3 separate regions of the Homo sapiens genome follow, and regions 1 and 3 are each linked to region 2. The links are chromatin contacts, found by Hi-C or POLR2A ChIA-PET in ENCODE. All regions are on one chromosome and are shown on one strand. Each heading gives the region's core, a stretch centred on a gene start or an enhancer-like site at or near the end of the contact. The rest is flanking DNA. Distances are from core to core; before and after follow the strand shown. Region 1 holds the start of SEC22A (SEC22 homolog A, vesicle trafficking protein). Region 2 holds the start of UMPS (uridine monophosphate synthetase). Region 3 holds the start of ALDH1L1-AS1 (ALDH1L1 antisense RNA 1).

Region 1 (2,868 bases), core at 192-2,691, 1.5 Mb after region 2:
ATTACTCTCCATGGACCACGCACTTTATACACATTACCTCATTTAAGCGTTCCAAAAACCTGTGAGATAGGTATTATTAGTTCCATTTTACCTTTGAGGAAATTCAAGCCCAGAAAGCTTGAGGAATTTTTTTTAATCCCTAAACGAGTAGGTGACAAAGTAGGGATTTAAACTCAGGCCCAATTCTAACAACTCTGTGAGACACTCAAGGAAGGTCACAGGCACCCCTGTGATAAGACCTAGGCCTCTTTCATATACCAACATAAGATATACTTCGATTTTAACCAGTTGCACGCAAAAAAAAAAAAAAAAAAAAAAAAAAAAAAAAAAGGCACTAAACAGATGTGATGGTTTTCAACATAGGAAATACCCGAATGTCCCATTACTTTAGGATATGGTCACAGGTGTCAGAGTCAAATACTGAATGAACCTTAATATATCAGAAATTGTAGGTACCGTTTAAGGCATTGCCTGATTCCTTACAATCTTAGCATGTAAGCAAATATCAGTAACATGGAAAGTGATTCAGAGTTTGAAAAGTGGCTGTTCCCCTGACTGAAGATCCCAACATCTCCAGTCTGGTGGCTGATACTTTTGCTCTGGGCTAGGCTTTGCCTTGGCTGAATAGGCATAGGAGGGACTGGTTCTCAAGCTCGCCCCCTGCCCCAGGTGGATGATCCAGGAAACTAAGCAGCAGGGAAAAATTATCTTAAGCTGTCTTCACTGGCAGAGAGATTCAAGCCAGCTGGGGCTTGTCCTTTTCTTTTGGAAGCCTCCTCCACTTGCCGAGCCAATTGCTCAGGTCTCCCTTCTGCCACATCGTTCCCAAAGTGACTCTTGAGACAGGGTCTCAAGAGATTTCCGTGAGCCAACGCGGGCAAATATCTGGGCTCAGGGCTCACTCCATCCCCACAAAACGTAAAGTAAGACACTGGTTCAAGTCCCATTCTGCCTAAAAGAAATAGGAAATGCCACCTCAAGCTCTCATGGGCCACCTACACAGGTAGATCACCGTGTTTCTGACACCTGGGCGCCAGGGAATCCCCACCACCATGCTGACAGCCAAGTGCGACTGTCCCTCCCCTTCAAACACTCCTTTCCTGGCTGCCCAACACCCGAGGCGGCTCAGACGAGGCGCAACCGCCGCCCGCCTGGCCCCAGAGAACCCTCAAGTCGAAGGGGACGGGGTCCCCGCTTGCCCGTCCCTCCAGAGCTCCGCGGCCCCGACTCCCATCCCAAAGGCACGGACTTGGCTCCTGCCCGTGGGGTAGGTCTTCAATCCCGAGGGCGAAGGCCGAGGCTGTGGCGAGAGGCAGGGAGCGGGAGGGGAGAGGCCGGCAGGGATTCGAACGACCCCTAAGAAAGGAAGAAGAGGACTGGGAGGGGCCGGGGAGTACCTGTCGAGACGGGACCCGCCGCTCCGAGTGACGCGCCCCGAAGTGCATTGTGGGGCCTGGGAGGGACCTTTCGGCGACGCTGCGGCGCGTCCAACGTGGCTCGCGCCCGCGGAATCAAACCACGCCCCCGTTCCCTCAGCTCACCCAGGCCAATCGGGTTCTGCAGGAAGGACACAACAACCCCCCAGCTCCCGGGGCCCTCCTTAGTCCCACCCGCTCCAGGAGAGATTGGCAGCTTCTCTCGCACCTGCGCCAGAAAAGTACAGCATCCTCTGATGACAGAACTACGTTGACTTCAGAAATAGGGCCAATCTCTTCCGCTCGCCGCCCTGTTTCTGCAGGCATTTTGTCTCTCACACGCGGCCCTACAGCAGACACTTATAAAGGGGACAGGGAGAAAAGCCCCCTCTGGGTGAGCAAGGAGAAGACCTGGCCCCGTCTATTCCCACACACAAGAAGGAAACTAACCATGGCAGAGAAGTGCCAGATGCTGACCCTGCGACCCCTTCCAGCCTTCGCATCGGTCATGCATTATTAAACAGGCATTTCCTGACTGTTTACCATGTGCCAAGCACCGTGTTAAGCACGGGGTTACAGGAGTGGACATAACACTTGATGGAATTTAAGGAGTAATTGGAGCAAGAGATATTAAAGCATAAATAGTTACAGAACTACAAATTGTCAGTATTGGGAGGGAAAATTAGTGGGTGCAATGATCAATTAATTTTGGACTATCAGGGAAAAGACTTCTGAATAAGTGCCTTTTAAGCGGCAGGCATATTGAAGAGCCTTAGAGAATGTTCCCCGCCAAGGAAATATTGTGTGAGGTTGTCGGGGCATGAAAGAACTTCTTGTGCTCTAGGAACTAAAAGGGAGTCAGTGTGGATGGAGTGTAGGGAGCAAGGAGAAACTTTGCCCGTTGACCTTAAGATATCTTCCAAAATACAGCCTGAAATCTGTAATGTGGCCAATAAGAGTCAGCATGGTCTGGCCCTTGTCTCATCTCAGCCCAAGGTCAATGGGCAGCTAATAAAGACTATTAAGTAGGATCCTATTTGCATATTTAAGAATCACTCAGGCTGTTTGTGGAGAATAGTGTGGAAAAGGGCAAGAAGGGCTGCTGGAAAGCCATTTGGAGGCAGTTGCGTCAGGCAAAGCCAGAAATGATGGGGCTTGAACTAGTGTAATGGGAGTTAGAGACAGAAAGAGGTAGATAATTTCAAGATATGTATAAATTAGAAATGGTATCCAAGGGACTTCATAACGGATTGGTTTGCCGGGAAGGGTCAACAAAAAGGAATATTAAGGATGACTCCTTAAGTAACTAGATGGATTAAGAAGCCATTTACTGACTCATGGAACACAGAAAGAGGAGCAAATGGTTTGGAATATGTTAAATTTGAAATGCCTATAAATGGAGATGTCAAGTAGATTTGGATATGTAGGTCTAGAGTTCAGAAGAAAGGCCTGA
Region 2 (3,003 bases), core at 25-2,524:
AGGGTTTCACCATGTTGGCCAGGCTGGTCTCGAACTCCAGACCTTAAGTGATCCACCCGCCTCAGCCTCCCAAAGAAAGCCTCCCAAAGTTGGGACTACAGGCATGAGCCCCTGTGCTCACCCGAGGCAAGAAGATCTCTTAAGCCCAGGAGTTCCAGGCTGCAGTGAGCTATGATCACAGAGCTGCACTCCAGCCTGGGTGACGTAAGAGAGATCCCATCTAAAAAATAAATAAATAAAATAATAACACAAGCGATTGATTAGCTATACATTGTTCTTTGTATCACACATTCCAGGTACATTAAGATAATGGGAGAGGCAGCTAGTCAGGGACAAAATTCCTTTAAATAATTGTCCCGGGGCTGCATAGGGGAGTATGGTTGAAGTCTCTCTGGGCTCTGATAAATTTTGTATACATCACAGAGTTCTGGTTGTTCTATTTTCCTTTTCTCACCAGTAATTTCCCAGCTACTGAATTCTCTGCCTACCCACGTTTTCCCGGTCTATTTGTTTGTTTTTTGAGGGCAGGGTCTCACTTGTCGCCCAGGCTGGAGTGCAGTGGCGCAATGACAGCTCATTGCAGCCTTGACCTCCCAGGCTCAGGTGATCCTCCCACCTCAGCGTCCCAGGCGTGCGCCACCACACCCAGCTAATTTTTTGTAGAGACGGGGTCTCGTCATGTTGCCCAGGCTGGTCTCGAACTCCTGGGGCTCAGGTGATCTGCCCACTTAGGCATCCCAAAGTGCTGGTATTACTCTCATGAGGCACCACGCCCGGCCGCAAGTCTAATTTTCTTAAAGAGTTAAATATACAGAATTCATTCAAGTGTGCTTCAGTGCCAGAAAGCGTTCCAAACTGGGTTTCCCGACTTTTGCAAAACACGTGTCTAAGCGTGTGGGTGAAAGAACAGACGACTCTCGAGGAGCCCAACCCCTGGCCTCTGTGCTTCTCATGCTTACTCCCCAAACCAAGAGTAGGGTCGGTCTGCCTGCTTGGCTCTTTTGCTCTCACTCACGGCCCAACTCCTGTCACCCTCTTCCATTTCCTTGTCCTCCTTCCCGCCACCAAGCCCTGTCCTTTCCCTTCCTAGGCCAGCACCTGACTCAGAAGACGCGGTCGAGACACGATGCCCCGCAGATCGATGTAGATGGGGGAGGAAAGCCCGCTCTTCAGCACGAAGTCCCCAAACTTGAAAGCCTGCACGTCGTACAGACCCGTCACCAATGGCCCCAAAGCTGCACGAGCGACCGCCATTGTCGCGCGCTGCCTGTTTGCTTCAAATTCCCAGGCGCCCCGGGCCTCCGGCGCCCCGATGACGTCACCCGCGAAGTCCCGCCTCTTCCGCCTGCCTCGTCTGCAGCTTTCCCGGCTTGCTGCACCCGTGGGTTTCCCCGGGCTCAAGGGTCAGGTGGATGGTAGCGAACCTAGCGCCAGTTTGTGCTTCTCCTGGTTTCTTCTGGATGGGGTCGCTGGGGTTCAAAGCCCAGAACAGCTAGATTGACTGTAGGATCATGAAGTCCCACCTTTCATGAGAGTTTGCATAAATCCTGTCCATTTTTTAATAGCCAATGCCTTCTCGACTAGTTCTCTTAATTATCTCTACTCCTTGGCCTAACATGTTATATTTGCTAGTTATTAGCCAAGATTTACCCCCCATGTTTCTCCAAATAGAATATAAGTTATCAAAGACAGGGACCTTTACTCAATTCTTTTATTAACTTCATAGCATCTAGTACGTGACAGTTCCATAGCAGTTTGCACATAGGAATATATAGCACTTAGATCATTACAGTATTCATTACCTCTTTTGTCTGTACTCTGCTTCCTGGAGGAGTACTTTTTTATTTCCTTTGGCGTACCTCAAATGCTTAGGTAATAGGTGTAGAAAAGGTAAGGGAGGGAAGGAGGAGAGTTAGAAGACGGTTAATTGATTGGTATCAGGGTTATCCAGGAGGATAATATTGCTAGACAATCTGAAAATCCAAACATATTTGGTCTTTACAAATAAATCCCTTAAAGAAATAATCAATAAATAATCTGTACAAATAAATCCCTTCTCCATTGTGTATATAAGGCAATACTTTATTCTAGCTTAAGGAAAATAACCCTTAAATTCACATAAAGAATGAAACCTTGTCATTTGCAGCAAGGTGGATGAACCTGAAGGACATTATGTTAGTGAAACAAGCCAGGAACAGGAAGATAAATACCAAATGTTCTCGCTCATATGCAGAAGCTAAAAAAGTTGATCTCATGGAGCTAGAGAATAAAATAGTAATCACTAGAGGCTGGGAAGGGTAGGGGGTGGTTAAAGGACACAAATTACAGCTAGATAGGAGGAATAAGTCCTAGTGTTCCATTGCACTGTAGGGTGACTGTAGTCAATAATAATTTACTATATATTTTAAAATAGCTAGAAGAGGGGCGTTTGAATGTTCCCAACACAAAGAAAGGATAAATATTTAAGGTGAGGAATATATGAATTACTCTGATTTGATCACTGTACATTGTGTGTATTGAAATAGCACTATGTACCCAATAAATGTGTACGATATCATGTGTCAACTATAACAAATACTTTTTTAAAAAAGAGGAACAGATAAGGCATAGCTGTATAGTGCACTACAAAGAACATGAAGTTTCAAACCAAAACATTTGGATTTTAGTCCCATTCTACTTACTGGCTGAGTGATCTTTGGCAATGCATTTTGAGCTATATGAGTCTCAATTTTCTCAAAAATAGAATGAAGAAGCCGGGCGCGGTGGCTCACGCCTGTAATCCCAGCACTTTGGGAGGCTGAGGCGGGCGGATCACGAGGTCAGGAGATCAAGACCATCTTGGCTAACATGGTGAAACCCCGTCTCTACTAAAAATACAAAAAAATTAGCTGGGCATGGTGGTAGGCGCCTGTAGTCCCAGCTACTCGGGAGGCTGAGGCAGGAGAATGGTGTGAACCCGGGAGGCAAAGCTTGCAGTGAGCCGAGATCGCATCACTGCACTCC
Region 3 (2,781 bases), core at 3-2,502, 1.4 Mb before region 2:
ATGGGCCCCACTGGTATCTTCGCTCCGAGTTCAGGCAACTCCTTTGGGGTCCTGAGTCTTCTCTGAGGCCCCACGCTGGGTGCCAAATTATTGTGGAAGAGTCAAACTCTGTAAAATATTTGAAGAGATTTATTGTGAGCCAAATATGAGTGACCACAGCCAGTGACACAGCCTTCAGGAGGTCTTGAGAACATGTGCCCAAGGAGGTCGGGGTGCAGCTTGGTTTAATACATTCTGAGGAGGCATGAGACTTCAAGTTAAGTTCATTTAAGAAATAAATTTGTTTGATCCAGAAAGGCAGGAAAACTCAAAGAGGGGGAGGGTGGTTCTAGGGTATAGGTCAACTTAAACATTTTCTGGTTGACAATTGGTTGAGTTTGTCCAAAGACCTGGGATTAAAGAAAGGAATGTCTGGGTTAAGAGGTTGTGGAGACCAATGTGTTTTATCACGCAGATGAAGTATTCGGATAGGGTAGCAGGCTTCAGAGAGAAGAGGCTGTAAAATGTTTCTTATCAGACTTAAAGTCTGTGTTGATGTTAATGCAGGAGAGGGATAATGAGGCATGTTCGGCCTCCACTTCCCCTTATGGCCTGAACCAGTTTTTCAGGTTAAATTCTAAAAGTCCTGGCTGAGGAAGAAGTCCATTCGGATGATTTGGTGGTTGGGAACGGGGAGGTGCCTTATCATTTATTTTTTGGTTTAAAATATAATGATATATTTTACCAAGTCTTGTGAACCATCAGGCCTCCCTCAGGCCCGGACTGGGAATTGCCAATTTCGTTAGGTGTGACCGTAATACTATGAGAATGTTTAAAAAAATAGGCCTTACTGATTAAACATACTCGAGTATTTAAAGGAGAATTTATCCACTGGGATGCTTTAAAATTACTCTGGGAAAAAAGGGAAAACGAAAGGCATGTGTGGGGTGAAGCACAGACTTGTCGTTGTTGTTTTTAAAGCAAAAGGCGGGTCCCAAGGGAAGTTGGCTGTCGGTGGGTTCCCGTTCTCCGTACCTTTCTACCTTGACAGCTCCATAATAAAACCTGCAGCCGCATAGGCGCCTCTCCCGTAGCGCTCCCGCGGGGGCGCCAGTGGGGCCCCAGCTGCGAGGAGGGCCCGGGCTCGCGAGACTCGGTCCCCCACTTCCGTCCCCGCGATCCCCGGCTCCCAGCCCCCCGGGCCCCCGGCGGGGCTCTGCGCTGCCGGAGCTTGGGCGTCTGCTGCTGTCCCGGAGCGCCAAGTCGTCCGAGGTCCGGCCGCCCGGCCGGGGCGGGGCCAGGGAGGCCCGGCCTTCCCGCTTCCTGCCTGAGCCGCAGGCCCGCCCCTGCGTCCTCCGCCCGCCTCTTTCCCGCCGCCGCCTGGGAGGGGACCCGGTAAGCGCGGCCCTGTTCCGGGCGGGGTTGGGGCGGAAGGTGGGGTCAGCTGGGGCCCAAGGGGGGTCGGGGAGGCGCGCGGGAGAGGGCGCCCGGGAGTGGGTGCGCGGGAGGCGAGTGAGCCGGGCGCCGGGCCCTGGGGGCTCGGCGGGAGGGGGAGTCAGGTGGGGACCGGGATTTGGGGGACTCGGTGGGGGAAAGGCGCGCGGGAGATGAGGTAAACACGAGGGGTCGGAGGGGCGGCCTGGGGCGGGGTGGGGCCATGCCTGGGGTAGGCCACGCCTCGGGGAGGCCGGGAGAGAACCCAGGCGCTGGGGGTCGCGGGGGAGCCGGCCGGTCCTACCCTTAGGTGTCTGAGGCCGCTCCCCACACCGCTGCGGTGTGCATTCAGCGGCCCTGTCTCCTCCTTCCTGGCCTGCTCAGGGCACGGCTCCTGGTTGGATGTCACACGCGTGACTCCTGCAGCGCCCGCGCGCAGGGACCCCTCGCTGCCTCAGCCAGACCTCCCGCCAGCCTCTACCACAGGCTCAGCCCACTGTCCTGGGTGGGCTCGGTGCAAACCTCTGGTGAAGAAAACCTCCTGGGGGTGCCCAGCCGGGAGTCTGTCTCAGAGTCCCACACTCTCTCCATCCAGGAGAGCCGGTGGGATAGGTCTCTTTAAAATCCCGTTATTTATTTGTTTATTTTTTCCTCTTTCTTCCAGTTTTTTCCATATGACTTTAGTGATCAAATCCCACTTTTTTTTAGAAGGCTTTTTTTACACCAGTGGTTTTCAAACTGTGGTCCCAGGACCAGCAGCACTGCCTTTCCTGAGATCTGCTAGAAATGCGGGTTCCCCAGCCCCACCCTGACCTTCTAAATCCTAAACCTTGGGGGTGGGTCCCCATACTTGTCTTTAGCAGGTCCTCCTCGTGGTTCTGACCATTGATCTGAAACCTTAGGGCTTTGAGGAGTCTGAACTGGGGTTGAGGATGGGCCAGGTGCCCTGTGATGATAATGCATGACTCCATTTAATCTTCACAGCCCTACACAGTAGGTAGTATTACCCCATTTCACAGATTAGGCAACAGAGGTACAGAAAGTTTAATTTTTCCAAGGTCACAGACCTAGAAAGGGGAGGAGCTGGGATTCCAACCTTGGGTTCCGGCTCCAGAACATTCCCACTGAGGCGAGGTCCCCTGTGAAGGTGGGGAGGGGTGAAGCCCAGAGGTCCTGGCGGCCTCCCTGCCAGGCAGAAACCATTAGTTCCAGAATCACGACCAGCCAGGTGCGTGGTCAGCAGTGGCCCTGCCTGCCTGCCTTTGGGCGAGCCCTGGTCTGTGTGAGCTGCTGGGTCCAGGTCCCCGGGCAGGATGTGTTCGCACTGGGGTGCTGACGGGGCGCCTAGAGGCCTGGGTCCAAGGCCAA

Evidence for each region. A loop is a pair of places that touch in the nucleus more often than their neighbours do. ChIA-PET counts read pairs that join two places held with the same protein, here RNA polymerase II (POLR2A). Pooled maps may share reads with other maps.
Region 1: a map of CD8-positive, alpha-beta T cell shows a loop between it and region 2 (16-fold over the local background). The contact joins the promoter of SEC22A here to the promoter of UMPS in region 2. A Hi-C loop is called at or near these places in 2 of 168 maps with a recorded cell type or tissue (CD8-positive, alpha-beta T cell and naive thymus-derived CD4-positive, alpha-beta T cell) and 9 of 50 pooled maps.
Region 3: a map of CD8-positive, alpha-beta T cell shows a loop between it and region 2 (14-fold over the local background). The contact joins the promoter of ALDH1L1-AS1 here to the promoter of UMPS in region 2. A Hi-C loop is called at or near these places in 4 of 168 maps with a recorded cell type or tissue (CD4-positive, alpha-beta T cell, CD8-positive, alpha-beta T cell and naive thymus-derived CD4-positive, alpha-beta T cell) and 8 of 50 pooled maps. POLR2A ChIA-PET finds 5 or more read pairs at or near these places in 1 of 52 experiments (activated CD4-positive, alpha-beta T cell).

The regions. Positions count from the first base shown.
Region 1 is chr3:123,200,516-123,203,383 of GRCh38, reverse strand. It overlaps SEC22A (SEC22 homolog A, vesicle trafficking protein), which reads right to left and starts at 1,441. Exons shown (of 7, transcript NM_012430.5): 1 at 1,398-1,441. RefSeq lists enhancers at 1,355-1,404, 1,645-1,724, 1,735-1,884.
Region 2 is chr3:124,728,723-124,731,725 of GRCh38, reverse strand. It overlaps UMPS (uridine monophosphate synthetase), which reads right to left and starts at 1,274. Exons shown (of 6, transcript NM_000373.4): 1 at 1,099-1,274. The coding sequence starts at 1,254. RefSeq lists enhancers at 1,195-1,604, 1,017-1,616.
Region 3 is chr3:126,082,686-126,085,466 of GRCh38, reverse strand. ALDH1L1-AS1 (ALDH1L1 antisense RNA 1) reads right to left here and starts at 1,252. Exons shown (of 8, transcript NR_190231.1): 1 at 1,015-1,252. SLC41A3 (solute carrier family 41 member 3) reads left to right here and starts at 1,343. Exons shown (of 11, transcript NM_017836.4): 1 at 1,343-1,374. RefSeq lists silencers at 996-1,545, 1,586-1,695.